Linked DNA regions of Homo sapiens: region 2 is linked to region 1. The links are chromatin loops, found by intact Hi-C in ENCODE. Cell type or tissue: heart right ventricle. All regions are shown on one strand. Each heading gives the region's core, and the rest is flanking DNA. Links, peaks and the distances in the headings are about the cores only. Region 1 overlaps ACO1 (aconitase 1). Region 2 overlaps ACO1 (aconitase 1).

What was found. Hi-C counts contacts between places; a loop is a spot of excess contacts. Peaks named below come from ENCODE experiments on the same cell type or tissue, not always from the same donor. Only the 100,000 strongest peaks of a DNase experiment are listed, where the experiment ranks them.
Region 2: it touches region 1 in a loop (8-fold over the local background); 35 of 110 quality-filtered maps call a loop at or near these places.

The regions. Positions count from the first base shown.
Region 1 is chr9:32,387,354-32,403,812 of GRCh38, forward strand. All of the region lies in intron 1 of ACO1 (aconitase 1), which reads left to right. Among named protein-coding and RNA genes, the nearest start is that of ACO1, 11 kb to the left of the region's middle. RefSeq lists an enhancer at 5,614-6,185. In heart right ventricle, for the core only: a CTCF peak has its summit at 8,584 (motif pointing left); a DNase peak (open chromatin) is centred at 8,638; H3K27ac peaks cover 1,613 bases.
Region 2 is chr9:32,436,052-32,451,465 of GRCh38, forward strand. It overlaps ACO1 (aconitase 1), which reads left to right. Exons shown (of 21, transcript NM_002197.3): 18 at 199-346; 19 at 4,414-4,536; 20 at 12,845-13,030; 21 at 13,947-15,414. The coding sequence ends at 14,060. Among named protein-coding and RNA genes, the nearest start is that of ACO1, 59 kb to the left of the region's middle. In heart right ventricle, for the core only: no CTCF peak of the experiment used is centred there; no DNase peak of the experiment used is centred there.

The DNA of each region.
Region 1 (16,459 bases), core at 3,651-11,650:
GTGTTCAGTGGCAACACATTTTTTAGATTGAAATAAGCCATGGTGGGAATAATAACACCATGGAAATTGGCAAATGCTACATCAGAGCTTTTTTTTCCTCTTGGAGTTCAAGTTGTTAAACCTTTGCCAGCTGACACTGCTATTGTCTGAGCCAAGGTGCTTTTGGTTTGTTTTTTTAGTAGAAAACAGACTCTTTAGCCTAGACAAAGATCCTAGATATAGGGTGTATGATTCAAGTCCTCTAAAATTTTTGATAAGGAAAAAAATCTGTTTTCATCATATTCTAAAATATAGATCAGCAAACTTTTTGTGTAAAGGGACAGGTAGTGAAATATTTTAGGCTTTTTGGGTTATGGTTATACAGTTTCTATTGCAGCTACTCAGCTCTGGTGTTGAAGCACGAAAGCGGCAATAGACAACATGCAAACAAACAAGCATGGCTGTGTTCCAGTCAAACTTGATTTACAAAAACAAGGGCCAGCCATAGTTTGCAGACTCCTGACCTAGACTATCAGAACAAGAACCATGTTTCAAAGAGAGAGTTTTATGGAAAAGGAGATTCTTCAGGACTTTATGCGTGAATACCAGAAACTTGAGTCTCCAAGATGGACGTAGCGGGCAGTAGTAACTGTAGAGGATTTGGAATCAATCATGGAAGACTCCATAGTAGGTTGTTTAAAGGAAGGCCAAGTGTGTTGAAGTTTTGAGGACAGAGCCACATATGGGTCTTATTCCCAACTCCCTCCCTGGAGCCATCTCAGATGTTATGCTAGAATGGATGTACCTGCAGTCTAACCCGTTGTGTGAATTTTGCATATTATTATGCAAAAACTAGTAGTGTCTCTAAGAGCTGTCTTGATTCCAGGGGCAGAGACAAAGGAAATGTTAAAAAGGATGGAAAGGCCCAGGCACCGTGGCTTACGCCTGTAATCCCAGCACTTTGAGAGTCCAGATCGCTTGAGCCCAGGAGTTCAAGACCAACCTGGGCAACATGACAAAACCCCATCTCTACCAAAAATACAGAAAAAAATTAAAGCCAGGTGTGATGGCACATATCTGTAGTCCCAGCTACTTGGGAGGCAGAGGCAGGAAGATCACCTGGGAAGTCCAGGCTGCAGTGAGCCATGATTGCATCACGGCACTCCAGCCTGGGCAATAGAGTAAGACCCTGTCTCAAAAAAAAAAAATCCTCGTTATATATGTATATGATACATTGTAGAGTACACTGTGTGTGTATACCTGTGTGTATGCATATTTGTACATCTATGTGTACATAAGTTGTGTGCATGTGTCATTACATATTCCATTCCATGTATTTAAAGTAGCATCATGAATGTTTAGAAGATAGACCAGTAGCCAGTTCTGGGCAGTGGAATGAGGTAGAAGGAAGCCAGAGAACTTTTGTTACTTTTCATAATAACAGATGTGTGCCTATCTTATAAGGGAGGATAGCCTGTAGCATTCATATATTGCTTTTACAACATAGTAAACCTAAAATCCCAACAACGTATACTTTCGGAAGGAAAATAGAGTTATTTCTCTGATAGGAATGTTGCCACCATCCTCCTCCCCCAATTAAAAAAAACTGCTTTGTCATATCACAGCTCTGAACTTGTATATATAATATTAGTATAAAAATAAGAGAGAGACTCTCAAGTCAAAACATTTTATTTAACAGTATTAATGTTTGACTCTTGTCCAGGGTTAGTAATACTAGTTCAAAGTGTTCCTTAGCAAGCTATTGTGCAGCCTTTACACTGGTGTTACAAAATAGTGTTGTATAGTTTTTAAACTAAAAAAAGCATGTTACACAGCAGTATTTCCCTGTGATTCTGTATTTCTGAGGAGAGAAAGCATGTGCATATATGTACGAGTGTGCCCCTGCATGTACAAAGGCAGCGGATATGCCAAAACATTGAGTGCTTTTCTCTAGGTGATACAGCACACTTGCTTTTTAGATTTTCTTCATTTTAGCTTATCGGGGTTTTCAAGCATGAATAAATATTACATTTGACATTACCAAAATCAACCCCTACAGTATGTTTACACCTGGTATGTTGAGGACAGTTCTTCCATCTTTCTTAGGCTGTCTTACCACCAGCTTACCTGGTGGCAGACTCCAGCTACTGTCTCCCAGTGAGAAATGTGAGGAGTGTGAGGCATGGCGAACCGAAAAACAGGCACACTTACCATGTAGTCACATTGTGCTGTGTCTGCTTCCCCTGTAGAGTCTGTCTGACCTTGGCCTCGCCCTCTCACTTCAGTTGACTGGCACCATCAGCTGACCGTCTCCCTAGATCGACTGGCCTTCATTTCTTTTTTTTTTTTTTTCCTTTTCTCTATTTTTAATGGAAAATCTCAGACATACAAAGTGGGGAGGAGAGTATAAACCCTCAGCCTCAACGACTGTGAACAGTGATAATTGGCCAATTTTGTTTCCTCTATACTTTTTTTTTTTTTTTTGAGACAGCGTCTCACTCTGTCACACAGGCTAGAGTGCAGTGGTGCAACCTCAGCTCACTCCAACCTCCACCTCCCGGGTTCAAGCAATTCTTCTGTCTCAGCCTCAGAATAGCTGGAATTACAGGCGTGCGCCACCACGCCCAGCCGATTTTTGTATTTTCAGTAGAGATGGGGTTTCACCATGTTGGCCAGGTTGGTCTCGAATTCCTTACTTCAGGTGATCCGCCTGCCTCAGCCTCCTGAAGTGCTGGGATTACAGGCATGAGCCACTGCGCCTGGCTCTTCCCTTATACTTTTCTTCAACATCACCTCTTTTTCTTTCTGGCAAGAGTTGGCATCTTCATTTGCAGCTGTATAAATTAACGAGAATCACTTATTAGGTCTTTTAGGAATAAGCATGTATTGACTGCTGTAGCAAAAATCTTAAAACTGTTCTGCCCTAATGTCAGCCATACTGAACTGCTGAGGAGCCCCTGAACACTTGCTGCGCTATCCTGTTTCTCTACTTTGGTATTTGCTCTTTACTCTGCCTGTGCATCTGAATTCATCTTCCACTTCGTAGTTCTCTGTAAAGCCTTTCTTGAATCCCACTTGTAGCTGTCTCTTTCCTTTGACTTTTCTTATAACCCTCATCCTATTGTATTTGTGTGCTTATCTTAGTCTCCTTGTCAGATTGCAGTCTTCAAATAAGAGAAGGAATGTGTGCCTATCTTCTTTTCCTCTATGGTATTTAGCAATGCGTAATACAAAGAAGATACTCAAGAAATACATGCTAAAATAATTTGAATTGATTAAGTTCACTGGAGAAAAATTTTGAGTATAAAAGAAATCCATCACATTAAAAGAAAAATTTTCAAATATGACCTAGGACCAAGAACATTTTCTTTCATCTGTTTGGATTTTAAAAGATTTTAAAGAATCATGGTGAAAAGAGTCTTAAATTTGAGCCATGAAAAGAGTCTTAAATTCGAGCCAATATAAAAACGTAGCTTTCTAAAAAGAAAATGTTTTTAATGATCTTTTGTCATTTTTTCACAAATATATCTGGAGCCTGTGGGTCTTCTCTAATCATACAATGCATCCCCTCACCTCCCCCCACCAGGCGAAAGACCTGAAAAAATACAACTGAATAATATTGGGTCACTTGTATTGGATAAGAGTGATTCTTGACTATATTTTAAATACTTGTTTTAGAATGTATATTTAAATCTTCAGTAAAAGAAACAGGCTACATTTAGAGCTTACCATAGGTAAGTCAATAGCAATCTCATGAATTATGGTAGCTCACGGGGATATAGTTCCCAGAATATGCAGTGCTTTCGTGTGTTACCTCATTTAATTATCCTAGCAGCCCTTGTCATCTGGGCAGAGCAGTGCAGACAGACATTGTTACCTAAAATCTGCAAAGAAGTAAACTAAGGTTTAAGAATATAGAAGAAATCTTGTCCTCAGCAGCAAGTGGCAGAGACTGACTTTAAGAATCAATTGGAAACCAAGAGTCTTTGGGATTAGATGTTGCAAATATGTGAAGACGCAAAAGCATCTAAGCATGTCTTTGGGAGACGGAACAGGTTCTTGTGCCCCTTAATGCCATAGACCTATTGAAACAATATCACACTCTCTGAGCCAGTTGTTCCTCAGATTCCTCATGTTCTGCTGTTATCTTTGGTGTCAAAAATTAATCCACCTTAGATGAATTAGTAAGGCTGTTTGTACATGAGTGCTGGTGTGGTTCTCTCTCATCCTCTTGTCTTGATCTAAGGAGAACCCTGGGCAAGCCCATCTTTGGATAGTGTAACTTGTCTGGGCCACTGCTCGCAAAACAGACATGTATGGAACACTTAATTATTCAACATCCTTGTCATCCTTTCTATAACTGCTATTGTGGAATTACATGGCAAGTTGCAAGTTGTGGCATAGTTCATGAAGAAGAGGTGTCAGTCTAGGAAAGTATCCTCCTACATGATTACCAGGTTTGAATTTTTGGTTCAGAACAGATAAGATAAATAAGCCATTGCCAAGAATCTGCGATGTACAAGAGCTATGATGGGTGGACATTTGAAAGGTACAATTTTGTATTAACGGCAGAATCAAAAGTAGCCTCAGGATTGGTTTTAAGGATGTTATGTTTCATAAACCCTTATTTTCTTAGATAAGAAATCAGTCTAAGTGCTAATAATGCCTATATTATTTACATCAACCCATTCTTTAAAAGTTACCATACAAATTTTGCCAAAATCAAGGATGTTTTAGGGAACATGAGGTTTACCATCTCGTCCCCATATATGTGCTTTAGAGCTTGGAGATTGTTTTAAAATGAGATTTATTTTTTTTAAATGCATTTGGTTTTTTGGATCTTAATATGTTAAATGACTGTAAAATGATATCACTTGTGCAGCCTGTTGGGAGGAGCATGGTGCAAGAGAGTTGGTTCTGACATCAGGAGCCTGAGTTTGACTTCCAGTTTGGTCACTTACCAGCCATGAGACCATGGCAAGATACTTAGCCCGTCAGATCCTGTCTTCTCTCATGTGAAATGGGATGGTGATGCCCTTGTCACAAAGTTGCCAAGGGTCTGCATTAGAGGAATTGGATTAGATGCCTGGCACCCCACAGGCACTCAGCACATGTCTCCAGGCTGCTGAGCTTCTGGGTGACCTGGCACTCATGGGATAATGCCTGAACATTGCTGCTGTTCTTCCCAGCTTCTGTCCCAGTCCAACCTGCTAAGCTCCAGGCCCATATATGCCCCTGCCCGCAGGAGATCTTATCCCAGATCCACCGTGTCTAAAACCAACATCTCAGTTCCCATCTTGTTCATTGGCTCTGCCAGTTTGCCCAAATGAGAAACACAGAAGCTATTCGAGACCTATCTTTTTTCCTTACCTACCCCAGCCCATCCTGCTTTCATAACTGTTGCGGGAGGTCAGGGACCCCGAACGGAGGGACCGGCTGAAGCCATGGCAGAAGAACATAAATTGTGAAGATTTCATGGACATTTATTAGTTCCCCAAATTAATACTTTTATAATTTCTTATGCCTGTCTCTACTGCAATCTCTGAACATAAATTGTGAAGATTTCAGGGACACTTATCACTTCCCCAATGAATACCCTTGTGATTTCCTATGCCTGTCTTTACTTTAATCTCTTAATCCCATCATCTTCATAAGCTGAGGAGGATGTATGTCACCTCAGGACCCTGTGATGATTGTGTTAACTGCACAAATTGTTTGTAGAGCATGTGTGTTTGAACAATATGAAATCTGGGCTGCTTGAAAAAAGAACAGGATAACAGCAATGTTCAAGGAACAAGAGAGATAACCTTAAACTCTGACTGCCGGTGAGCCGGGGGGGAAACAGAGCCATATGTCTCTTCTTTCTAAAGCAAATGGGAGAAATATCGCTGAATTGTTTTTCTCAGCAAGGAACATCCCTGAGAAAGAGAATGCGTCCCTGAGGGTAGGCCTCTAAAATGGCTGCTTTGGGGGTGGCTGTCTTTTACGGTCACTGCTGTAGGGAAGAAATAAGCCCCAGTCTCCTGTAGCGCTCCCAGGCTTATTAGGACGAGGAAATTCCCTCCTAATAAATTTTGGTCAGACCGGTTGTCTGCTTTCAAACCCTGTCTCCTGATAAGATGTTATCAGTGACAATGCATGCCCGAAACTTCATTAGCAATTTTAATTTTGCCTCAGTCTTATGGTCCTGTGATCTTGCCCTGCCTCCATTTACCTTGTGATATCTTACTACCTTGTGAAGCATGTGATGTCTGTGACCCACACCCTATTCATACACTCCCTCCCCTTTTGAAAATCACTGATAAAAACTTGCTGGTTTTACTGCTCAGGGGGCATCACAGAACCTGCCGACATGTGATGTCTCCAGCTTTAAAATTTCTCTTTTGTACTCTTTCCCTTTATTTCTCAGACCGGCCGACACTTAGGGAAAATAGAAAAGAACCTACGTGAAATATCAGGGGTGAATTTCACCCAATACATAACTCTGCCTGGATTTGTTCCCTCCTGTACCTCCTCATTGCCTTGTCTTATTGACTGTAATAACACCGTAACCTGCCTCCCAGACACCAGTCTGGCAGCCTTTCCCTGAGTTAGTCTATACCCCTACCGGAATGATCTCTGAAAATCAAATCTCATCTTAAAGATTGCAGCTCAGAATCCTTTAATGGTGCCTCCTTACCTTTGGTAAAAATTCAAACTTTGCAGCAACCTGGACCTTGCTCCATCCCTTGTTTCTTAGCTCTCCCCAACATGTACCCTGTACTTTATCCACGTGCAACACTTTATGATTCCCACAATGTCACACTTTTGTGCCTTTAATGTATTGTTTCATCTGCCAGCTTATTCTTTCAGTGACTCTGTACCTCTGTGTAATTCTGGAAGGCTTGTGCATGGTGTCACCTGTCCCTAGAGTCCTTTCTCTCCCCCTCTGATGCTCTGATGCTGGATTAGGTGCTTTTCCCTGGTGGTTCTTTATCAGCCTTCATCCACCACACCTGTAGCATGGGCTGCATGATGTTCTGATTTCTCCTACACAGTCTCCATTCTCAGTCTGAGCATCTGAAGGAGGATGGGGACTTTATCCCTTCATCCCAGGTCTGTAAATGTCGTGTGTATGAATGAATCCACACCAGTCCCTTCCCATAGACAACATAGAAAGGCCCAGGTCCCAGAAGTATCAAGGTCTAATGCTGCTTTAGTATTTGTCACTCCTTCAACCCAGTGAAATAGAGCAGCTGTGCCATTGTGGGAGTCACTGGGATGGAACCAGCTGCTTCAGAGCTGGGCTCTGGAGTCTGATGGACTTGGGTTTGCGTTCCAGTTCCCTCTCTCAGCACGCCTGCATCTGGCTTCAGATTTGTAGCTTCTAACATCCTTCTATCCTGCTGCGGGGAAGGAATGTGCTGATCAGAAATAGGAGCATCAGGTCCTCCTGACAGTTGCCTTTCTTAGGTAAAATCAGTAAATATATGGGTTTGCATATTGAGCTCTGAGAATTTTATTAGCATGAGTCATAATCCCCGAGTTCAGTCAGCCCTGATGAGACCAGGTTGGTGAGGTGGCTGGGTATAGTTGGCCTCAGACACTTGGCGAATTCACAGAGGTAAAGATGGCCCAGAAGACCTCTGACAGCCAGACACCCAATCTCTTGTGGTGATGGCCTTTCTTTCTAATTCCTAATTCCTAAAGTTTGAGTTAGAAAAGTTCATTGCCACAATCTGCGAAATGAGTTCAGGAGCCTGAGGAAATCATGCTGCTTTCTTAAAGATTGGATCTCAACTGGACCTGCTTTGTAATACTTTTTTTTGAAAGTACAGCTGTCTTCACCCACTACTTCTCCTCCTCTTAAAACATAAATGCAGGCTGGGTGTGGTGGCTCACACCTATAACCCCAGCAATTTGGGAGGCCGAGATGGGCGGATCACTTGAGGTCAGAAGTTTGAGACCAGCCTGGCCAACATGGGGAAACCCCGTCTCTACTAAAAATACAAAAATTAGCCAGGCGTGGTGGTGGGCACCTGTAATCCCAGCGACTCCAGAGGCTGAGGCCAGAGAATCACTTGAACCTGGGGGGCAGAGGTTGCAGTGAGCCGAGATTACGCCACTGCATTCCAGCCTGGGTGACAGAGTGAGACCCTGTCTCAAAAAACAAACCAAAAAACCAAAAAACTTAGATGCAGTAGGGCTTAGTTGAGGTATCTGCAGGTGTCATGTACTACACCACACTGGTGACCATAGGGAGCTGCAGGGTAGGGGGCCCACATTCTGAGAAGGGGCTGAGGAAGACCTCAAGGAGGAGAGGATGAGGTCAGGCTCAGGGCCGGGTCAGATGCCGGGTTCTCAGGACAATGCCCCCACTTCTTCCTTTACTTTCTTGCCAAATGTTTCATGACCCTTGGTGACTTTCTTTCTCAGCCTGTCTCTGGAATTTATAAATGTCGAAGTTCACCAAGACTTTTTACGAAACTCTGGTTATATTGGCCCACAGTGACACTAAAAAGTAAAAGTGAATATTTCTGTGAGTTTGTGCTGCTGCAACTAATTTAAAACGAGCTTAGAGGATGTGTTAAGTCTTTCTCTTTGAGACTTGCATGTGATGTTCTGCCCCCTCTTGGCCAGTGAGCCCAGAACTAGGGGAGCCCTCAAGAGGCAGGGGCTGCCTGGTCAGGCATTGCTATAGCGTGGCCCTGGTTCCCCAAGTCCTGTTGTTTTTGGCAGTGGCTGTACACATCTGCCGAGTGAGTCATGATCATTTTTGTGATACATCCTGAGAATTTCCAGTGTTACTTAATAATGAAATTCAGGGAAATAGGGTTAGACTTCAGGAAGTAAGTACTTTTCAAGTACAATCTAATATTTTCATATATGAGTTAATTTCTTATCAAACTGTAACCAATTTTTGATGTTGGAAGTCTACAGTCTAAACCAGATGACAGTTAAGGCTTTGTAGTTTGTCTTTATCAAAGTCCCTACTGTGGCCACTTTATCACTGTCTTTATCAAAGTCCTCACAGTAGGGACTTTGATAAACTACAAACACCTAGCTGTACACCTGGCTTAAAGTGTAGATTTACAACATCAAAATTGGCTAAAGAGCCTCATGTGGTCTGGCCGCTACTACCTCTTGCCTTTTCTGTCTTCCCCTTTTTTTGCCTTCACACACCTTGGTCTCCTTGGCCTTCCTTAGACCCACCAGGCATGCCACCACCTCAGGGCCTTTGCACGTGAGGTTACCCCTCCCTGGATTGCACAGTGGCTGAACATCAGTGAGGCCTTCTTTGATCACTGACACTCCCCACAGCCCCTGTACTTTCTACTGCTTTTGCCCTGCTTTATCAATAGAATGGGTCACCATCTGATACTCTGTTTGTATATTTATTTATTTGTTTAGTCTGTCTCCTTCCATTAAAATGGAAGTACTATGAGGGCAGGGACTCTGTCTCTGTTGTTCCCTGATGTATCACCAGGACCTAAAACAGTTCCTGGCATGTAATAGACAGTTAACATAAATGTGAATGAATGAATCATTGAATTTTTTCCACTTAGAAAGGACTTTTTAGATCGTTAACCAACCTTATTTATAGATTGGGAAACTGAGGCACAGAAAAGTTATATGGCTAATTCAAAATAAAACCATCATTTAAGCTTTTTTTTTTAAAATCTTGACATATATATAGCACATTCTGGTCAGTTATCCAGGATGAGAAAAGACTGAGTGAAAATAGACCACTAACTTAAAATTTGAGCAAGAAGAGACAAGCTGCTGTGAGATGGGAAAGCTTTCTGATATAGAGGCAGAGTTTTGTTCCTTTCTGTAGCATATGGTGCACCTTGCACATACTTAGTGCTCAAGAAAAACATGTTGACGTAATGTGGTTATATTGTTAAATCCATTCTTTCTGCACCACTCTTTTCCCCCCAGTTTCTCTCCAAAAAATAGATAATTGCTCATGTGACTTCTCCTTCAAAGTTCTTCTAGTTACAAGTATCATATTTAATAGGTTTTTGTTTTATGAACAGCTAAAAGAATTGAAGAGATGACCTGGTTTCTTGGAAAATTCAGAGATATTTAATGCAGTTTCCCAGATGCATCCCCATCAAATAAAACAAAGAATTAATGTTTCTAGCTCTCTTATGAAAGAACCCAGTTGACAAGCCTTGGTGATATTGCTGGCCATGATGATTCTGACCTCAATGTTGTTTATGTTCACATAGACATCCTTGGAATTTTACTTTTGACAAAAATATTGTTTATAAGTAGCATGATGTTTAGATACACAAAAGTTAGTTTGGGAGTAGGGCCAATTAATTTCTCTTTAAACAGAAATGAAATATAGCTAACCTTTTTAATGAGCTGCAGTGAACCTCAGAGATGCAGTGATAGTACTTTGACTTTAGAGTTGGAAGCCATGGCAGTTCAAGACAAGTATATTTCAGAAGGTGTAGGAAGAGAGGAAAACAGAAGGGCAAACCACATAAAATACAGGAGAAATCTTTTTCTCTTGTTTGCATAGACTTTTTAAATCCACTCTTAGGTGTCTTTAGATAGCCCAAAAAAAGGATTGGGGGATGTGCTGCCAGTACTTTAGACCATAGAGAGATGATTCTCAGTTGATCATCTGAAGGCTCTTTCAAGCTCTACAAGCTCCCCTGGAAACTGATATGTACCCCCAAAACAAACAAACAAAAAACAAATTCTCATCCTGTCCAGCCCACTACTGATAGTTCTGCTGCCTGGGTTTATTCCTCTCCTGTGCTCCTCCTCCTGCTGTGTGGAAATCCTGTGATTGCTTGTAGGGTCCATTAATACTATGCCTCTGTCTGTATCATAAGGTAATTAATTATAATATTTCACTATCATAGGAAAATTAAACTTTGATAACACAAGTAGCAAATTCATAGATGTATATATTCCAAAGATGAGATGGAGACCCTAAAAGGTGAATCTTATTTTTTCTGATCCTTGGCATTTAGCTTAAAGTAAGTCGACTGTTCCAAACATCTCTACAAATCTAGCTATGAGAGATAAACATCATCACATGGCACTCCTCTTGAATGCTACTGTTGAATCACTCCCTGTCAGCTGGGTGGGTGTATGGGCTGACGTGGTTTTCTAGCAAGAGTGATGGTTTAGCATCCATCCATATGCTATGTGCAGTCTCCCTCACAAAACCTGTTTACAAGGATTGCACCCAGGGTTCGGAATTTCTTTTTTTTTTTCTTTTTTCTTTTTCTTTCTTTCTTTGTTTTTTTTTGTTTGTTTGTTTTGTTTTGTTTTTTGAGACAGAGTCTTGCTCTGTTACCCAGACTGGAATGCAGTGGCACAATCACAGCTCACTGTAGCCTCAATCTTCCAGGCTCCAGCGATCCTCCCACCTCAGCCTCTCGAGTAGCTGGGACTACAGGTGTGGGACACCATGACTGGCTAATTTTTTCACTTTTTTGTAGAGACATGGTCTCGCTATGTTGCCCAGGCTGGTCTCAAACTCCTGGGCTCAAGCAGTCCACCCACGTTGGCCTCCCAAATTGCTGGGATTACAGGCATGAGCCACTGCATCAACCCAGGTTGATATTTCTAAATGCTGAAAGAAAATAGCTGCCAACCTAATATTTAAATTTTAATGTAGAGCTACTCATAAGCAAAGTGTACTGGCCCAAATAGGATTTTGTCCATGATTTAAGATAATCATCCCCTTTCCTTGCTATAATTCACTAGGCTCACAGTGCACCCAAGCATGGGGTCAAATTGTCGACAGATTTTAGGGCTGTCTGTCATTCACGTAAAGGGAAATGTTGTAGACCATATCTCAAGACCAAGTAGAGGCCAAAGGCAGTTTCAGTCTCTCCAGAGTTACAGAGCTGAGGCATCCACATTAATAGCTCAGTTAAGTCCCCTTGGAGATGAAAACATTTGATCAGCAGAGGTCATCTTAGTGTTACTCAGTTTGACCTGTCTGGCAGACAGGCAGTTTACAAAAGAAGAAGTTTAGATGCCTAACAGACAGATGGAAAGTTACTCAATTTAACTAGCTATTAAAGAAGTACCAAGATTGGCTTTTTAATGTCTCAACTTGGCAAAAGGTAAATATGAATTCTATTGCCTGGTTTGAGTACCTCCACTCACTGCCTCAGAGAAGGGTCGTAAAATTGGTACAGCCTTTTCCAGGCATCCTGGTGATATGCAAATCCTTTCACTCGGCTCTTTTCTAGGAACTGAAAGCTAGAAATTTATTTGAAAGAAATGATTTAAGGACCTACTAACGATGTGAGTATACAAGGCATCATTGTTTGAATGCTAGTACTTGGAAACAACCTAAGTATTTTAATAATAGGGAAATTGTTATATATCTGAAGGATAGATTTTTATGGTATAGTTTAAAGTGCTGTAAAATATCACACGATTGTCCTATTAAGATATTTGAGGTTTATTGTTGAGTGAAAAAAAGCAATTAGCAAAACAATGTGAGGTCTAGTGATTTTTTTTTTTTGAAAAATTCAAATGCGTTTAAAAGTCATGGTAAATGAAACTGTAAATCATGGTATTACAAAGGATTTTATTTTGTTCTTTTTGCTCACCTGCATTTTCTGTTGTTGCTACAGTGAGCATCTATTTCTTTTATTTTTTTCTTTTTCTGTTTTTTTTTTTTTTTTTTTTTTGCGATGGAGTCTCGCTGTGTCACCCAGGCTGGAGTGCAATGGCACGATCTTGGTTCACTGCACCCTCCGCCTGCTGGGTTCAAATAATTCTCCTTCCTCAGCCTCCTGAGTAGCTGGGACTCCAGGTGTGTGCCACCATGCCCGGCTAATTTTTGTACTTTTAGTAGAGATAGGGTTTCACCACCTTGGCCAGGCTGGTCTCAAACTCCTGACCTGAGGTGATCCGCCCATCTCGACCTCCTAAAGTGCTGGGATTACAGGTGTAAGCCACTGCGCCTGGCTGTATCTATTCCTTAGTGTAATATTTTTTAAAGTTACCACCACCCAAGAAGATGTGGTTCAGTAACAAATTTGGTATCCTGCTGAGATTGGAAAGGGAGCTGGGGATGGGGTGGGAAGGGAGGGCCCCCCTTGGATTAGTGTGTTTGACTTGAATGAGGTGTGGCACTGTTCATCTAAGGCTAAATTTGAGCCATTCAGGGATTCTCTTCACAGCTCTTTCTCTCTGTTGGTGAATATCAAAGGACATATTGAGGGGAGCAAAGTGGACTTTATCTGGAGTTATAGTCACAAATTTAAATACATCTTCACCAGTCATTATTAAAGAAAGATCTGCATTTGTAGTTCCAGGAACTTTACGGACCATTCTATCTTTCTTTCAAAGGGTATTGCTGAAGATGTCAAGTTCTCATTTTATAGAGATGCTAATGTAGGTATTTATGTACAAAGTTTAAATGACCGCTCCAGTGTTTTAAGAAGTAAGTAGTAAATGAATGCATGCTTATCAAAAATAGAATTTGAATAATACAGGAGTATGAAACATAGAAAGCTAAAGTCTCCCCTTTATACAATGTGTTATTCTATTTGTAATCCATGTTAACTTTATGTCTTTCTTTTTTGTGCATTTGCATATGCAATGGTGTGTGTGTATGAATGAATATACACTAATGGTCTTGAAGTTTTTTTTTTTTTTCACTTAAATCAGATCCTAGTATATACATATATATATTATTTTGCAACTTTAAAATTCTCATATCATTTAATGTGAGCCTTTACTAACATTTTGTATCTTGAATCTGAGTAAGGGATTGTATACGCAATATTATATCAGGAAAATTGATTTGCCCTTACTGTGGCTTTTGGAAAAAAGTGGCACCCAGGGCAGATCATCAGAAACCTAAATTTAAGTTGTTTTTCCAAAGTTTAGCTGTCAGTTCTCTGGAATTCTGAAACACATGGAAGTTTTAGTAAGTGATTATAGAACTAACATCACAGAAGCACCAAAAGACTGTGATACACCTAGGTAGTACTTTTTTCAACTCTACCTGTGAAAGATTTTAAGGGTTTTTTTTTTCCCCCTGAGGGAAATTTGCATTTCACTGGAGGGCAAATCAGCTGTATTTTTTTTTTTTTCTGGTTATCCCACTAATGAGTCCTGTGACCCTAGGCAGTCAGTTGCTTTTCAGGGCCTCTCTGTCTTCCTCTGGGGAATGCTACATGATTGCTAAGGTTCTTTACTAAAAACTCAACATTCTATGTCTCATTACCTCCTTAGCACCTAAGGTCAAGGTGTCCCTAGGGAATGGTGACAGGTTGGTGCCATGCCTTAGTGCCATGCTATGTATGCACAAAAGGTGCTACTCCAAGGCACCTGCAAGTGTCCTCAATTGAGCCAAAGGTCAGTTGGTAGCAAGACTGTGGTTGGGGAAAAACCCTAGCTCTTCACTCCTCCCACCCTTTTACTGGGAGCATGGCTCATTTGTTAAATGTCTTACCCTAGTTCTGCCTGCCTTTGCATAATATTTGTTATTTTTTAGTGACCTACTTTAAAAATCTGGTGTTCAGACTGTCCATGCCCACCCCCGTTCTTGCATGCAGAGTGTACCTGTGCTAATCATAACCCTGTACAAGTCACCCAGCTAGTATTTCAGGATGGGTTAGCTTTGAAAGACACTGTTTCTCTACCAAATAATTATCTTGACTTTCAGAATGTGAACTACATGTAATGAAGGGTTTCAGATACAGTAGCTCCGTTTTTATTCCTTTTGTTTAAGAACTGTTCATCTGTCTTCCTTGATTCAGTGGCCAGGGACAAGTGTTCAGCTGTCTTCATCATTCTGACAAGCGTCCCGGAGGGACAAGTTCTGAATAATTGCTCCCACCTTGTACCTTAAAAGATACCATTTCCCATTCCTTCCTTCTTTTTTTTTTCTTTTTTCTTCTCCTCTTTTCTCTTCTTGCCACCATGTAGTATCATCTCATTCTATAGAACAAAGAAAGCAGCAACCCCAAATAGTGTGATATATGCTAACTCTTCCCTCTTTCAAAAAAGAAAAACACCATATATATTTAGATACTCTGCCATCTCCAAAATGTCCACATTCATTGTCTTCGTTTGTTCATTCCTATCTTTTATTGTTGAATGAAGATCAGATAAAACAGAAAAGAGCCAAGAACAAAGTAGCAGGAGGAGAGAGTGGGAGATAAGAAAGGAATTGAAACAGTGGGACCTGTGCTTTATGTGGATGTGGGACATAGGGAGGGCTTCCTGGCCAATGGTGGGGTTCCTAGATGAAACCCCAGATCTTGGAGGTATTTTTAGAGCCTGAAGGACCAGTGATAATACTCAAGGATTAGGGATGGGATGAGTGTCTGGCCAGGGAAAGGTAGGCTTAGGAGGTATGATGCCTGGATTCTTCTCTATATCTGGACCCATTACCCAGCCAAAGATCTTTCTTCTCACACCTCTTTGAAACATGATTGTTTTTGGCTTTGTCTTGGAGTTACTAAACCAGGAGATTTGAGACAAGAATGATAGTATGGGTGGAACCTTGAAGTGGCTCCAAATTCCGGAGTCCTCTAGGCTTATATGGAGGGCCTGTTTTCCAAACAAAGCTAGTCTTTGGTTGCTGAAATGCAGCTGCTATTACTTTCTACTGACCTGTGGCTCAGCACAAAGTGGCAGGAGACAGGTGACAGTGCCTGGCTCAGACCTGGTCTTGGGGCCCCCTGGAAAGAAGTAAAGGCAACTCCAGCATTCAAAGTTGAGTCTCTTGTGAGAGGATTTCCCATGACTTTCCCAGCTTTAGGGGCTAGTGGGTGACCTCCAACAGCAGCATCGTCAGAACAGGGTGGCTGCACCTAGAGAGGTGGTGTTGGGTGGCAGAAAGAGCCAGGGTTTGAAACCTAGCTCTGCCTCTTACTGGATGTATGCCGTTACGCAAGGTTTTTCATCCCTCTGAGCTGCGGTATGCTTATCTGTACAATGGAAATAATGATAGATTTCATTTACGGAGATGTTGCCAGGTAAAGAAGATGGTGTAAAGCACTTGGCATGTGCTGGTATAACTAACTGGTTCTTCTCTTCCCTTCTGCAGATAGAATTTACTTCCTTCATATAGTGAAACTAGACAGTTATCTAGCTTCCAAGGAAAAAGGGAGGCAAATGGTAGTGCACTTTAAAACAAGCCATTTTCTCCAAGAGCCACCATATTGGTCACTATATCCATCCCAAAAATACCAACTGACTTTGTAGGGTGGTGGGAGTAGCAGGAATCATGTGAGGCTTCTTGTGTTATGCCCCAGACATTTGTAGCTACAGGGAAGTAAATTGACACATTTGGTCCCCACTGCATAATGGCAGATAATAAGTACAAGTTAACAACTGGTTTAATCCAAAAATTTTGGGAGACTTGGGGCATCTGGCTCCTTTAGGATTCGACACAGAGATAAGGATGATTCAGACACTTAAGGCCATTGAAAGAGGTGAATGACCCATCTTGCTCAGTCCCGTGAGCGTTTCCCACCACTTCCCCTGCCTGCAG
Region 2 (15,414 bases), core at 7,166-15,165, 52 kb after region 1:
ACCCCTTCTCACCTCTCTCTCTTCTCCGTTGAAGCTTTGGGGACAGCTTTTCTGCCATGGAGAACAATGCTTAGGAGACTTAGAGAAATAGCCAGGTCTATGTTTTGTTTTGTTTTGTTTTTTTCTTTTCTTGGTGTAAGCTAAGGTTAATCTTTGCTTGCTTCACTAAGCCAGCTCCTTTCTTGCTTGCCTTCTTAGCCTAACTCCACGAGAATTCAACTCCTATGGCTCCCGCCGAGGTAATGACGCCGTCATGGCACGGGGAACATTTGCCAACATTCGCTTGTTAAACAGATTTTTGAACAAGCAGGCACCACAGACTATCCATCTGCCTTCTGGGGAAATCGTGAGTATTGTCTTCTGCTTCCTGCAGACACTAGCATTTGTCAGCCTTGGTGGAGGTTGGATATTTACAGTTACTCGCCTTTTGGTTTTAGTTTTTCTTCACAGCTCCATCCTACCCTAACTACAGTCCTCCTTGCCAGGTGTCCATATGCATAGAATGTATCATTGACAAATTCAAACCTTTTCTTCTTGCTTAGAGATTCTAGACCGTGGTTTCACTGAGTCTCTTTTCTTAGGAATTGAGCTTTGAGTGACATTTCATTTAAAGTATTCGAAGGGGAAATACCAGGTTAAATTAAAGGATATTTATCAAGAAGTGCTATTGTATGACTTTATTGGCATGTAATTTAATTCATCTAATCCACATGAAAAGAAGGAGTAGAGAGGTGCTTGGAGGCATGTTTTGGTTCTAATGGGAGCACTGTGGTCAGTATGTTGCAGCAGGGACTGTTTGTTCCCAGCTCCACGTTATACTAGCTGTGGAGCCTTAAAGTTATTTCCATCTCTGAGCCTTGCTTTTCTCACCTGTGAAGTAAAAATACTACTTACCTTGGAAGAACGCTCTGAGGCTTAAAATGAAATGGAATGAAATATAAAACCTAGCATAGAGTCTGGTACATGTCATAGGTCCTTAGTGTCACTTCCCTTCCCAGTGAGTGCTGTGAAATTGCCTGTAAACTGTTTAACTTACTTGAGAAATAACCCTGCCGACTTATTTTAAAATAATAATCGCTAATATGTCTATGGCACTTAACTACATTCCAGGTGTTCTCCTAAGCTCTTGGCATATATTGATTTATGTAATGCTCATAACAACCCCTTGAGGTAGGTACCATGATTATCTGTGCTTTAAATTGAGAAGTGAAGCATAAAGAGGTCATATTACTCCTTTAGGTCACACAGTGGAAAAGCTGAAATTAAAACCCAGAAAGTCTGGCTCTGAAGTCAGTGCCCTTTACCACCACACATACTGCCTCACTCGTAACTGATTATATTTTTGTAACACAAACTCGTTCTTTAGAAATAACCAGTACCTAGCCCAGCAGACGCCTGTTCAATGGATAGCAGAGGTTACAGAATATTAAATGTAAAAAGATACATGTCGAATGATGGAATACCTTAGAGACCAAGGGGAAAGACTTGTAGTTATAGACATTGGGGGACCCCTAATAAACATCACAGTGTACCACACGCATTTACAAGCCCTGCATGACATAGAACTTCTAGTCAGATGTCTAGAACCTCATCTTAAATGAGACAGAATCAAGGATGAACAGACATTTGAGTCAAGACTTGAACAGGGTGATGGGGAGTGCAAAAAGTAAAAGAAAAAAATTATATACTTAGAGAAGAGTTCATTTTCTGTTGCTATGAAATAACAATCAGAAGACAAGAAAGAATGTTTTAAATTTAAAAAGAAAATTCAAAGGAGAAGGTGATTAGTTGAGAACATTTCCTAGAATATGTAACAGAAAGATAAGAGAAAAAAATGTAAGAACTGAACTCAGGAGGCCCTAACAACCTGCCTAAATAGAAGTGTTAAAAAGAGAACAGAAAAAATGCAAGAGAGGAAATTATTTCAAAACAAAACAAAAAACTACAAGCAAAATTTCTCTGAGAATCCAGATTGAAAAGGCCCACTGAAGGCCCATCTAAATAATTTTAAAACACTCCAAGTTATATCACTGTGAAATTAAGAGCAACAAAAGGAGAAATCTCAACATTTCCAGAGAAAAACAGCTCACATGAAACAACAGGAAATAAGACATGTTCCAGACTTCTTGATGCTAGAAACTTAGACTGAGGAAAATGATTTGCATCCTAAAATCTACACCCATCAGACCATCAGTCAAGTGCACTTAAAGTAATGACACATTCAGATATTCAAAAGCTTAAAAAAGCCCTCAATACCTTCCTTAGGAAGCTACTTGGCAATGTGTTCCACCAAAATGAGGGAGTAAATCAAAAGGGAAGACATAGGATCCAGATGAAGGGAATCCCCAGGATGCTAGTGAAGGAAGAGTCCTCTGTAACAGGAATGCACCAAGCCCAGAGAGCAAGCAGTCAGCCCAAGTTGGAACGGGACTGAGAGCTCCAGGAATGATAGCTCCATGACAGAGATTTTAAAATGGTAAATTGCCTGATGTGTCTGAATATCTTTAAAGGTGATTTGTACTGTAGGGTTTAATTAATGGGTAAGGACATAGAAACAGGAAAAACATAGAAAAAATGAAAATTAGTAATTTTCAAAAAAATTCATTCAAAACAAATGAAAATTACTGACTCCAGTGAAACATGTCTTAAATCACCAAGAAAAGGAAATCACAGCACATTACCTGGCTCAGCTGTAAATAGTATTTATGTAGTCATAATCATGCAAACACCAAATGCTGACTTACCAAAATAACTATATTGGGAGGTTGGGAAGAAGGGAGATGTGTGGAAGAGGAGAGATTGTTAAGAGAAGTAAATCCTCAAAGTAGAATATTGACAGATAATTTTAAAAAGTGGAGAAATCAAGAACTAGTAGTTTAAACATAATACCTAGAGATACACAGGCACAGTAACAGAAGAAATAGCTAAATGCTATGTTCTCTTTAGAAGAGCGTAAGAGTGCAGGGAGCTGTTGCTTTCTAAGCTGTCAGTGGCTCTCAGCATGGCGTGTTTAATAGAAAAGTCAGGAGACGTGAGTTCTAGACCTGCTTAGTCCCTCTGATCTTGGGTAACATGACGTGCTTTGCCATGAGATTGTCAACTTTGCAGTACTTTTTAAAGCACACACTCTCACATTGTTAATACCCAAAGCTACAGTCTCTGAAAATATCAGATAAGTTGTTTCTTTCTGGTCTTTGAAAGGATCCAGACAATTCAGTTAGAAGAAGGTTTTCACTGTTTCTATGACAGTTTCTATATTTACGAGTTCTGTCTAGCTGAAGACATACAGAATCCTATCCGGGTTTAGGTAATGCATGCGAAATTAACCACAGGTTCCATCAGTACACCAAAATACAAATTTGTGAAAGTCTGTTTGAGAGTTTTCTTTAGCTCCTGTCTCTCTTTTGAGGAATTTTATCTTCTGACTTACATAGCCTGGAAAAATAATGGTACTGCTCAACCACCAGAGATGATATCATGTCTTTGTAAAGTCTCAGTTCAGTGAGATATTCAGATTCCCTGTGAGAAACAAATCTGTTTGTATAAGATGTTTCTCATGTACTAAAATATTAATCTTTTTCTACCTTTTATTGGGCTTCCATTTGCATTTCTAGCATCTCTTCCCTTGACCTCCATGAAGAAAGGGGACTGATAAAAGTTTGCACTTTATATAATTTCAGAACATGTTACCTTCTTTGTGTTTTGCTAATTTTACAACTGACATCACCGAGTTTCTGATATTGAGCCAAAATGTTTAGGTCACATTCTGTTTTTTGAGTTTTAAAATAATTTAGTCAATGGAAAAGAAAAAATCTGATCTAGTTTCCTTTTCTCCCCTGATGCCTTAGGATTCTAATGTTTTTATAAAACCAACAACAATTAGGCATTTCTGTCAAAAGAATATAAAATGGTTTTTAAGAATACAAAATTTAAGGCCGGATGCAGTGGCTTACGCCTGTAATCCCAGCACTTTGGGAGGCCGAGGTGGGAGGATCACTTGAGGTCAGGAGTTCAATACCAGTTTGGCCAACATGGTGAAACCCCATCTCTACTAAAAATACAAAAATTAGCTGGGTATGGTGGTGTGCGCCTGTAATCCCAGCTACTTGGGAGACTGGAGCAGGAGAATCAATTGAAACCCGGGAGGTGGAGGTTGCAGTGAGCTGAGATCGTGCCACTGCACTCCAGCCTAGACAATAGAGTGAAACTCTATCTCAAAAAAAAAAAAAAGAATACAAAATTTAATTTGGTAGAAGTAAAAAGATCAAGATAATTGGGAATTTGTAGACAAGATGATTGGACGGATTTGGCCATCTGCAAACCCATCCAGCCCCGCCCTCACCAGGGCTCAGGGGACCTGTGTCCATTCTTTGCCTCTCCTGCATCTGTAAAACTTCCTTTTCTCTTCCTCAGCTTGATGTGTTTGATGCTGCTGAGCGGTACCAGCAGGCAGGCCTTCCCCTGATCGTTCTGGCTGGCAAAGAGTACGGTGCAGGCAGCTCCCGAGACTGGGCAGCTAAGGGCCCTTTCCTGCTGGTGAGTATGAAGTAGACATCCTAGGAGGCAGCTCCCCTCTGAACTGGGAGGGTCCCCAGGCACAAATCCTGTTGCTTTACTTTCCAAGAAGATGTCAAGGAAGAGCAAGCTCAAAAAAGCAGGTAGTGTTTATTCCTGGCCTGCTTCTTGGTGCCTCTGGATTTATTTTATTTGGTGAAGGGCAATGCAGAGTTGAACTGGATCTATCATTCATTAATGGACCTTGGGGGCATGTCTATAGAACAGTTTTGGGGTAGGGTCTGTGAAGTCTCTGAAAACATATCCAGAAGTATACATGTATGTCTTTCATGGGGAGAGGTGTCATGGCTTTTATAACATTCTCAGAGGCTGAGGACCCCAAATTTATTCAGGTCCCTTGTTCCAGGTGAATGTCAGGAATAAGCCAGGGCCATTGTATTATCTGTCAGTTTCACAGAAGAGAAAAGGAGCCTGGACTTTTTCAGGAGTTACTTTGGCAAGAATGGGTTCTAAGTCTCCTGGAAAATTGGGAGAATCACTTTTTATAATTGCACTTCACTGCCTATGAATATCTGCTTATGGGCTCTCGATGAGAGTGAAACTCACTCTGCACATACCCAGGCAGCTCTTTAGAACCTTCCGCCATCTCGGGGCTCTACCTCTTGAGGTGTCCCCATAGAAGGGGCCATGCAGGGAGCAGAGAGCTTTTGCCTCTTGAGCATTTGCTTGCCCTAAAAGCAGAGAAGAATCATGCCACCCAGCCTGAATCTTCAGGGTGGGGTACACATGGCTTACCTGATGTCAATTTAAATCATTTGTGGCTCGCAAATTAATGCACCTCGGAAACACTAAGTTCATATCCACAAGTACAGTAAAAAAATGTGGCTGTCTGGCAGGCAGTTCTCCAGACATTTAGGCTTCTGATAATGTCTTTGAACATCACACCTATTATTTTAATTGGTTATTTTGCTCTGAGGAAAATAGAAATGTTCTCTGATTAGTTGATAGTAGGTCAAAGGCCTGTCTTTTCTGGAAACTATTGAAAAGAACCAGATAATTGCAGAAGAAAAGGATTTTAGGAAGGGGGTTGGGAGCTGTAGCCAAAATGCAACCCAGGCAGTCAGCACTCAGGTAGGGAACTCTAAGATCTGATAGAGGATAAGAAGAGAACTGGCCCCCAGGGGTTCTCTAGAGTCCAGACTTTTCTATAGAACCGCTTGAGTTCTGGCTGCCCAGGAAGCCATACAGTCTTCTGTTCTGTAGCTGTCCAGGCTGGGCCACGTAGCCGTGCTGGACTGTACTTACAGAGAGCAGTGGACAGCTATGATTTACAGCTTCTGAAGCAAAGCAGCATGGCCTTTACACAGAGCTAGTGACATGAATAGGGTGTGTTTAGAAAGCTTTCTACCTCCCTAGAATACATCCATCTATCCCTAAAACCCTAGAAAAGATCTACCGCCCCAAAGAATCTGCCCTCTCTCTGTAGCAGTGCGTCTCAAGTTTGGAAACACTTATGGGATTTTTTTTTTTTAATACTTTAATACCTGTGTTTGGATCTCATCTCCAGAGATTCTGGTTTAATTGGTAAGGAGAAAGGCCTGGACATTGGGATTTTAAAAGCCTCCCCTGCTGATTCTGGTATGCAGCAGTGGTTGAGAACCATTGCGCTATAGTTCACGGTTCTCAAAATTGTAAGAATCACTAGCCCCCTCCCACCCCACGCTCCCTGCAAGACATTCTGATGCAGCAGATCTGGGGTAGTACGCAAGTATCTATGTTTTCAACAAGCTCCTAAAGTGACCCTGGTGTTGGGCATCTTAAAAGTGTGCCCTAGATACCAAGAGACCTCTTAGGGTATTTTAATATTATATGACAGTTATTAATTATTAATAATAAACTAATGGGGAGTTCTAGTTAATGGAGTACCATCCTTTATTGCTGTATATTGCCAATTATAGATTCCCAATAAAACATACTTTAAGCTTAATATCAAGACTATATTCAACACAATTTCATCTTTGAAGCAGGAAGTGTAAAAGCAGTACACAAGAGGTAATCATTTACTTTATCTGTGGTATGTTCTGAAAGTTGCTTTTTTGATTGAACTTTCTGTGCCTGCTGATACACCTAAAATAGTAGAAAAAAATCAAGGGAAAAATTTTATGTTGTTTTGTGATGTGGATTCCAGATACAATGTAACTTTGCTAAAACATGTTATATCATTTGTCAGACTTCATGGGTCCAATTACCAGATACCAGCACTGACTCCCTGGGTAAAGGGGGACAATAAGGGCATCTACATCCCCGGGTTAGTGGATGGTGGAATGAGAGGAATTATTTAAGTGCTTACATAGTGCCTCTACATTATGAGCAATCAGTGAAGACTAGCTATTGTGTTATTTATCACTAGAGGATAACATTTTATGTAAAATATTAATATGTACTTACAAATAATTTAGGTGTGAGAACAGTTCTAACTTACAAAGTCTTTTGTTTATTTTTGTTTTTTTAACAATCACCGGCTCAAGAAGCTTATAATTTGGGGTAGGGCACAGACCAGTAAATAGACAATTACAAAGCAATATAACAGAAGAAAGCACGGTGTTATGAGGCAAAAATAAGGACCACTAACTGAAAATTTATTAAGCCATTTTCTGTCATCCTAGATGTATTCAAGATGTAATTCCCTTAGAGTACAAAGTTAATGTAAAAAAAACGCTTCATTGTGACCTTCAGTCTAGAAGATGTATGGCAAAATTAGGCTGAAGCATCTTTTTCTCCTGTGACATTAGACATCTGATTTCACTGAAATATAGCACACAATTACTGGAAATGAGGGCCTATAAAAGTCCACAAAACCAAGTGACTTTTCAAGATATAACAGAGGTAAAAGGTTACTGTCATCACTGTCTATGAATCATCTCATTATCGATATTCTAGACTTTGAAGTAAAATAATAAAAAGTTTACTTAAAGCAACAGCATCAGATAATTAAACAATTCTTTGGTATTTAATACTAATATTTCAGAAATAGAACTCCAGAGTATTTCCAGATGTGCATATGCTGATCGATTTTTAGGTTTATCATCCTTCGCTTTATAACGGAAGTCATTTCTTATACATTGATAGAATGTAGTATGAGTGTAGTGATATTTTTCACTCTGACATTAACTAAAAACATGGTGTAAATGGAGAATTATAGAGGTAGCAAGGCAAAGGTTACAAAATATATGCAAACATTTTTGTTTATTTGTATGCTGTATTTCATTGTTGTGTTTTTATTATACTTTAAGTTCTGGGGTACATGTGCAGAATGTGCAGGTATACATGTGCCGTGGTGGTTTGCTGCACCCATCAACCCATCATCTACATTAGGTATTCCTCCTAATGCTATCCCTCCCCTAGCCCCTGACCCGCCAACAGGCCCCAGTGTGTGATGTTCCCCTCCCTGTGTTCATGGGTTCTCATTGTTCAACTCCCACTTATGGGTGAGAACATGCAGTGTTTGGTTTTCTGTTCTTGTGTTAGTTTGCTGAGGATGATGGTTTCCAGCTTCATCCATGTCCCTGCAAAGGACATGAACTCATCCTTTTTTATGGCTGCATAGTATTCCATGGTGTATATGTGCCACGTTTTCTTAATCCAGTCTATCAATCATTGATGGGCATTTGGGTTGGTTCCAGGTCTTTGCTATTGTGAACAATGCCACAATAAACATACGTGTGCATGCGTCTTTATAGTACAATGATTTATAATCCTTTGGGTATATACCCAGGAATGGGATTGCTGGGTCAAATGGTATTTCTGGTTCTACATCCTTAAGGAATCGCCACACCATCTTCCACAATGGTTGAACTAATTTACACTCCCACCAACAGTGTAAAAGCATTCCTATTTCTCCCCATCCTCTCCAGCATCTGTTGTTCCCTGACTTTTTAATGATCGCCATTCTAACTGGTGTGAGATGGTATCTCATTGTGGTTTTGATTTGCATTTCTCTAATGACCAGTGAGGATGAGCATTTTTTCATATGTTTGTTGGCTGCATAAATGTCTTTTGAGAAGTGTCTGTTCATATCCTTCACCCACTTTTTGATGGGGTGAGAGAGGGCATCCTTCTCTTGTGCCGGTTTTCAAATGGAATGCTTCCAGTTTTTGCCCATTCAGTATGATATTGACTGTGGGTTTGTCATAATAGCTCTTACTATTTTGAGATATGTTCCATCAATACCTGGTTTATTGAGAGTTTTTAACATGAAGGGCTGTTGAATTTTGTCAAAGTCCTTTTCTGCATCTATTGAGATAATCATGTGGTTTTTGTCTTTGGTTCTGTTTATGTGATGGATTACATTTATTGAATTGCATATGTTGAACCAGCCTTGCATCCCAGGGATGAAGCCCACTTGATCATGGTAGATAAGCTTTTTGATATGCTGCTGGATTCGGTTTTCCAGTATTTTATTGAGGATTTTTGCATCGATGTTCATCAGGGATATTGGCCTCAAATTTTTTTTGGTTGTGTCTCTGCCCGGCTTTGGTATCAGGATGATGCTGGCCTCATAAAATGAGTTCGGGAGGATTCCCTCTTTTTCTATTGATTGGAATAGTTTCAGAAGGAATGGTACCAGCTCCTCTTTGTACCTCTGGTAGAATTCGGCTGTGAATCCATCTGGTCCTGGGCTTTTTTTGGTTGGTAGGCTATTAATTACTGCCTCAATTTCAGAACTTGTTATTGGTCTATTCAGGGATTTGATTTCTTCCTGGTTTAGTCTTGGGAGGGTGTATGTGTCCAGGAATTTATCCATTTCTTCTAGATTTTCTAGTTTATTTGCGTAGAGGTGTTTATAGTATTATCTGATGGTATTTTGTATTTCCGGGGGATCACTGGTGATATTCCCTTTATCATTTTTTATTGCCTCTATTTGATTCTTCTCTCTTTCCTTCTTTATTAGTCTGGCTAGCAGTCTGTTTTGTTGATCTTTTCAAAAAACCAGCTCCTGGATTCATTGATTTGATTTTTTGAACAGTTTCTGGTGTCTCTGTCTCCTTCAGTTCTGCTTTGATCTTAGTTATTTCTTGCCTTCTGCTAGCTTTTGAGTTTGTTTGCTCTTGCTTCTCTAGTTCTTTTAACTGTGATGTTAGGATGTCGATTTTAGAACTTTCCTGCTTTCTCTTGTGGGCATTTAGTGCTGTAAATTTCCCTCTACACACTGCTTTAAGTGTGTCCCAGAGATTCTGGTACGTTGTGTCTTTGTTCTCATTGGTTTCAAAGAACATCTTTATTTCTGCCTTCATTTCATTTTTTACCAGTCATTCAGGAGCAGGTTGTTCAGTTTCCATGTAGTTGTGTGGTTTTGAGTGAGTTTCTTAATCCTGAGTTCTAATTTGATTGCACTGTGGTCTGAGAGACAGGTTGTTATGATTTCCATTCTTTTGTGTATGCTGAGGAGTGTTTTACTTCCAATTATGTGGTCAGTGTTAGAAAAAGTGCAGTGTGGTGCTGAGAAGAATGTATATTCTACTGATTTGGGGTAGAGAGTTCTGTAGATGTCTATTAGGTCAGCTTTGTCCAGAGGTGAGTTCAAGTCCTGGATATCCTTGTTAACTTTCTGTCTTGTTGATCTAATATTGACAGTGGGGTGTTAAAGTCTCCCACTATTATTGTGTGGGAGTCTAAGTCTCTTTGTAGGTCTCTAAGAACTTGCTTTATGTATTGGGTGCATATATATTTAGGATAGTTAGCTCTTCTTGTTGCATTGATCCCTTTACCATTATGTAATGGCCTTGTCTCTTTTGATCTTTGTTGGTTTAAAGTCTGTTTTATCAGAGACTAGGATTGCAACCCCTGCTTTTTTTTTGCTTTCCATTTAGTTGGTAAATCTTCCTCCATCCCTTTATTTTGAGCCTATGTGTGTCTTTGCACCTGAGATGGGTCTTCTGAATGCAGCACACTGATGGGTCTTGACTCTATCCAATTTGCCAGTCTGTGTCTTTTAATTGGGGCATTTAGCCCATTTACATTTAAGGTTAATACTGTTATGTGTGAATTGGATCCTGTCATTATGCTGTTAGCTGGTTATTTTGCCCATTAGTTGATGCAGTTTTTCATAGCATCGATGGTCTTTACAATTTGGTATGTTTCTGCAGTGACTGGTATCGGTTTTTCCTTTCCATGTTCATTGCTTTCCTCAGGAGCTCTTGTAAGGCAGACCTGGTGGTGACAGAATCTCTCAGCATTTGCTTGTCTGTAAAGGATTTTATGTCTCCTTAACATATGAAGCTTAGTTCGGCTGGATATGAAATTTTCGGTTGAAAATTCTTTAAGAATGTTGAATATTGGCCCCCATTCTCCTCTGGCTTGTAGGGTGTCTGTAGAGAGATCCATTGTTAGTCTGATGGGCTTCCCTTTGTGGGTAACCCGACCTTTCTCTCTGGCTGCCCTTAACATTTTTTTCTTTTGTTTCAGCCTTGGTGAATCTGACAATTATGGGTCTTGTTGAGTATCTTTGTGGTGTTCCATGTATTTCCTGAATTTGAATGTTGGCCTGCCTTGCTAGGTTGGGGAAGTTCTCCTGGATAATATCCTGAAGAATGTTTTCCAACTTGGTTTCATTCTCCCTGTCACTTTCAAGTACACCATTCAAACGTAATTTGGTCTTTTCACATAGTCTCATGTTTCTTGGAGGCTTTCTCTGTTTCTTTTCACTCTTTTTTCTCTAATCTTTTCTTATTGCTTTATTTCATTGAGTTGATCTTCAATCTCTGATATCTTTTCTTCCACTTGATCAATTCAGCTATTGATACTTGTATATACTCACGAAGTTCTCGTGCTGTGTTTTTCAGCTCTATCAGGTCATTTATGTTCTTCTCTAAATTGGTTATTCTAGTTAGCAATTCGCCTAACCTTTTTTCAAGGTTCTTGGCTTCCTTACATTGGGTTAAAACATGCTCCTTTAGCTTGCAGGAGTTTATTACCACCCACCTTCTGAAGCCTGCTTCTGTCAATTTGTCAATCTCATTCACCGTCTAGTTTTGTTCCCTTGATGGTGAGGAGTTGTGATCCTTTGGAGGAGAAGAGCCATTCTGGTTTTCGGAATGTTCAGCGTTTTTGTGCTGGTTTCTCCCCATCTTTGTGGATTTATTTACCTTTGGTCTTTGACATTGGTGACCTTCGGATGGGGTCTCTGAGTGGATGTCCTTTTGGTTGATGTTGATACTATTACTTTGTTTGTTAGTTTTCCTTCTAACAAGCAGACTCCTCTGCTGCAGGTCTGCTGGAGTTTGCTAGAGGCCTACTTCAGACCCTGTTTGCCTGGGTATCACCAGCGGAAGCTGCAGAACAGCAACGATTGCTGCCTCTTCCTTCCTCTGGAAGCTTTGTCCCAGAGGCGGACCCACCAGCTGCCAGCCAGAGCTCTCCTGTATGAGATGTCTTCCAGTCAGGATACATGGGGGTCGGGGACCCACTTGAGGAGGCAATCTGGCTTTATCAGAGCTCAAATGCTGTGCTGGGAGGACCACTACTCTATTCAGAGCTGTCAAGCAGGGACATTTAAGTGTGCTGAAGCTGCACCTACAGCCACCCCTTCCCCTAGGTGCTCTGTCCCAGGGAGATGGGGGTGTTATCTATAAGTACCTGACTGGGGCTGCTGCCTTTTTTTCAGAGATGCCCTGCCCAGAGAGGAGGAATCTAGAGAGGCAGTAGGCCTTGCTGAGCTGCGGTGGGCTCCACCCAGTTTAAGACTTTGTTTACACTGTGAGGGTAAAACCACCTACTCAAGCCTCAGCAATGGCCGATGCCCCTCTGCCCACCAAGCTCGAGCATCCCAGGTCAACCTCAGACTGCTGTGCTAGCAGCAAGAATTTCAAGCCAGTGGATCTTAGCTTTCTGGGCTCCTTGTGGGTGGGACCCACCAAGCCAGGCACTGGAGGGAATCTCCTGGTCTGCTGGTTGTGAAGGCCATGGGAAAAGCGCAGTATCTGGGCCAGAGTGCACTGTTCCTCCTGGTACAGTCTCTCATGGCTTCCCTTGGCTAGGAGAGGAAGTTTCCTGACCCTTTGTGCTTCCCAGGTGAGGTGACGCCCCACCCCACTTGAGCGCATCCTCCATGGGCTGCACCCACTGTCCAACCAGTCCCAATGAGATGAACCGGGTACCTCAGTTGGAAATGCAGAAATCACTCGCCTTCTGTGTCAGTCTCACTGGGAGCTGCAGACTGGAGCTGTTCCTATTCGGCCATCATGCCAGCTCTCTCACAAAGTCTTTTGTAAACCTGTGTATCCAAAGAAAAGATTGGAAGTATGTCTAAACTACTGTCTTTATTCATCAGGGAATCAAAGCCGTCCTGGCCGAGAGCTACGAGCGCATTCACCGCAGTAACCTGGTTGGGATGGGTGTGATCCCACTTGAATATCTCCCTGGTGAGAATGCAGATGCCCTGGGGCTCACAGGGCAAGAACGATACACTATCATTATTCCAGAAAACCTCAAACCACAAATGAAAGTCCAGGTCAAGGTAAGCTGGAGCCTCTCTATGCCAGGCCCTGTCGAAAGGGGCCCCCTCGTTTGTAACCAGTCTTGTTAGAAGGAAATTAGTGAGGTTTAGAAGGCAAAAAATATCACTCAGGAGGACTGCATTAGACTTAGGAGGCCTACTAGCATCTTTTCTACCTGCCTTCATAGCATAGGATGATGCCTATGGATTTAATTTCTCTGTTTATTCACAGAGTTATCCTCAGTTCCATTCTTACCTCCCACCCCCTACTGTACCCTGTTCCCGGTCTCTCGTGATGAGAGCTCAGGGATGTGACATTTCACATTACCTAAAACATTTCACTATAAAAACGTGAGCAACAGATATACTCACCCCTCCCTAAGCCTGCCCATAGGCACCAGGCTTTGATTAGCCCAAGAGTGAAAATGATAGATCCCTAGGCAAGGTAAAGATAAAGTGCCCAGCACCAGGTCCCAGGGGTCATTCGGTGCCCCAGACAGAGGCAGTGCAAAAGTCTGTGTCTCAGATAAGCAGATGGGCCAGCTGCCTAAGGGACAACCTTAATGAAATCTCTGCTGATTGAATACTTCTGTCCACAGGGAGCCCCCAGAGGTTTAGAAAATACCACCCTGATGTCATTAATAGCTACTGCCCTGAGAAGCTATTTCTAGTTCTTAGATGGCTCTCACCCCCATCATTTACAGTCTGCAGTGATTCTCAAACTGTAATGGGCAAAGCAGCCTCCCAGAGATCTTGCTGAAATGCATCTTCTGATTTAGTGGGTCTGGGCTGGGGCCAGCAGCCTTGCATGTCCTCATGTGCTGCTGGTGTTACTGAAGTGTGGACCACACCTGAGGGGCAGGCTGGGCAGAATTTCCTCCGAGCAGAGCTGTCTCGCCACCTCCCTCAATGATGCTTCTGTTTCTTTGTGCCACAGCTGGATACTGGCAAGACCTTCCAGGCTGTCATGAGGTTTGACACTGATGTGGAGCTCACTTATTTCCTCAACGGGGGCATCCTCAACTACATGATCCGCAAGATGGCCAAGTAGGAGACGTGCACTTGGTGCTGCGCCCAGGGAGGAAGCCGCACCACCAGCCAGCGCAGGCCCTGGTGGAGAGGCCTCCCTGGCTGCCTCTGGGAGGGGTGCTGCCTTGTAGATGGAGCAAGTGAGCACTGAGGGTCTGGTGCCAATCCTGTAGGCACAAAACCAGAAGTTTCTACATTCTCTATTTTTGTTAATCATCTTCTCTTTTTCCAGAATTTGGAAGCTAGAATGGTGGGAATGTCAGTAGTGCCAGAAAGAGAGAACCAAGCTTGTCTTTAAAGTTACTGATCACAGGACGTTGCTTTTTCACTGTTTCCTATTAATCTTCAGCTGAACACAAGCAAACCTTCTCAGGAGGTGTCTCCTACCCTCTTATTGTTCCTCTTACGCTCTGCTCAATGAAACCTTCCTCTTGAGGGTCATTTTCCTTTCTGTATTAATTATACCAGTGTTAAGTGACATAGATAAGAACTTTGCACACTTCAAATCAGAGCAGTGATTCTCTCTTCTCTCCCCTTTTCCTTCAGAGTGAATCATCCAGACTCCTCATGGATAGGTCGGGTGTTAAAGTTGTTTTGATTATGTACCTTTTGATAGATCCACATAAAAAGAAATGTGAAGTTTTCTTTTACTATCTTTTCATTTATCAAGCAGAGACCTTTGTTGGGAGGCGGTTTGGGAGAACACATTTCTAATTTGAATGAAATGAAATCTATTTTCAGTGAAAACTTGTTGACTTTGAGTTTTGCTGTGTTTGTGGCTAGAGTTTTGGGATATTTAGTACAGAGTGAATCTCACACCATATCATTGGGAAGCCTGAATAACCTTCATATTCTCCCATTTTTACAACTCTATCAGAACTGTACGGGTATAACGGAAATGTTTAGGAACCATTATGCTCGCTCTTCCCTGTTTGGGAGCAGACAAGAAGGAAGAGTAGCCTGGTGGCAGTGGCAACGATATAAGTACATAAGGAAAAGCAGATAAACTTCAGGACACTAAAAACCAATTATCTGCTCATTTTTACCCCTGTAGTCATTTCTGGGCATGCCTTAGTTTGCTTGGGTTGCTATAATGTAATGCCATAGACTGGCTGAAAGAACAGAAATGTATTTTCTCACAGTTATGGAGGCTGGAATTCTGAGATCAAAGTTGAAGCCACTTCATTTTCTGGTGAGGACACTCTTCCTGGTTTACAGATGGCCACCTTCTTGCTTGTTCTCACATGGCATTTCTTTGGTATGTGCCTGGTGGGGGAGAGAGAAAATAGGCTCTCATGTCTCTTCTTACAGCAACACTAATTGTATTGGATCAGGGTCCCACTCTTATGGAGACCCAGGAAAGCTGGTGGTATAAC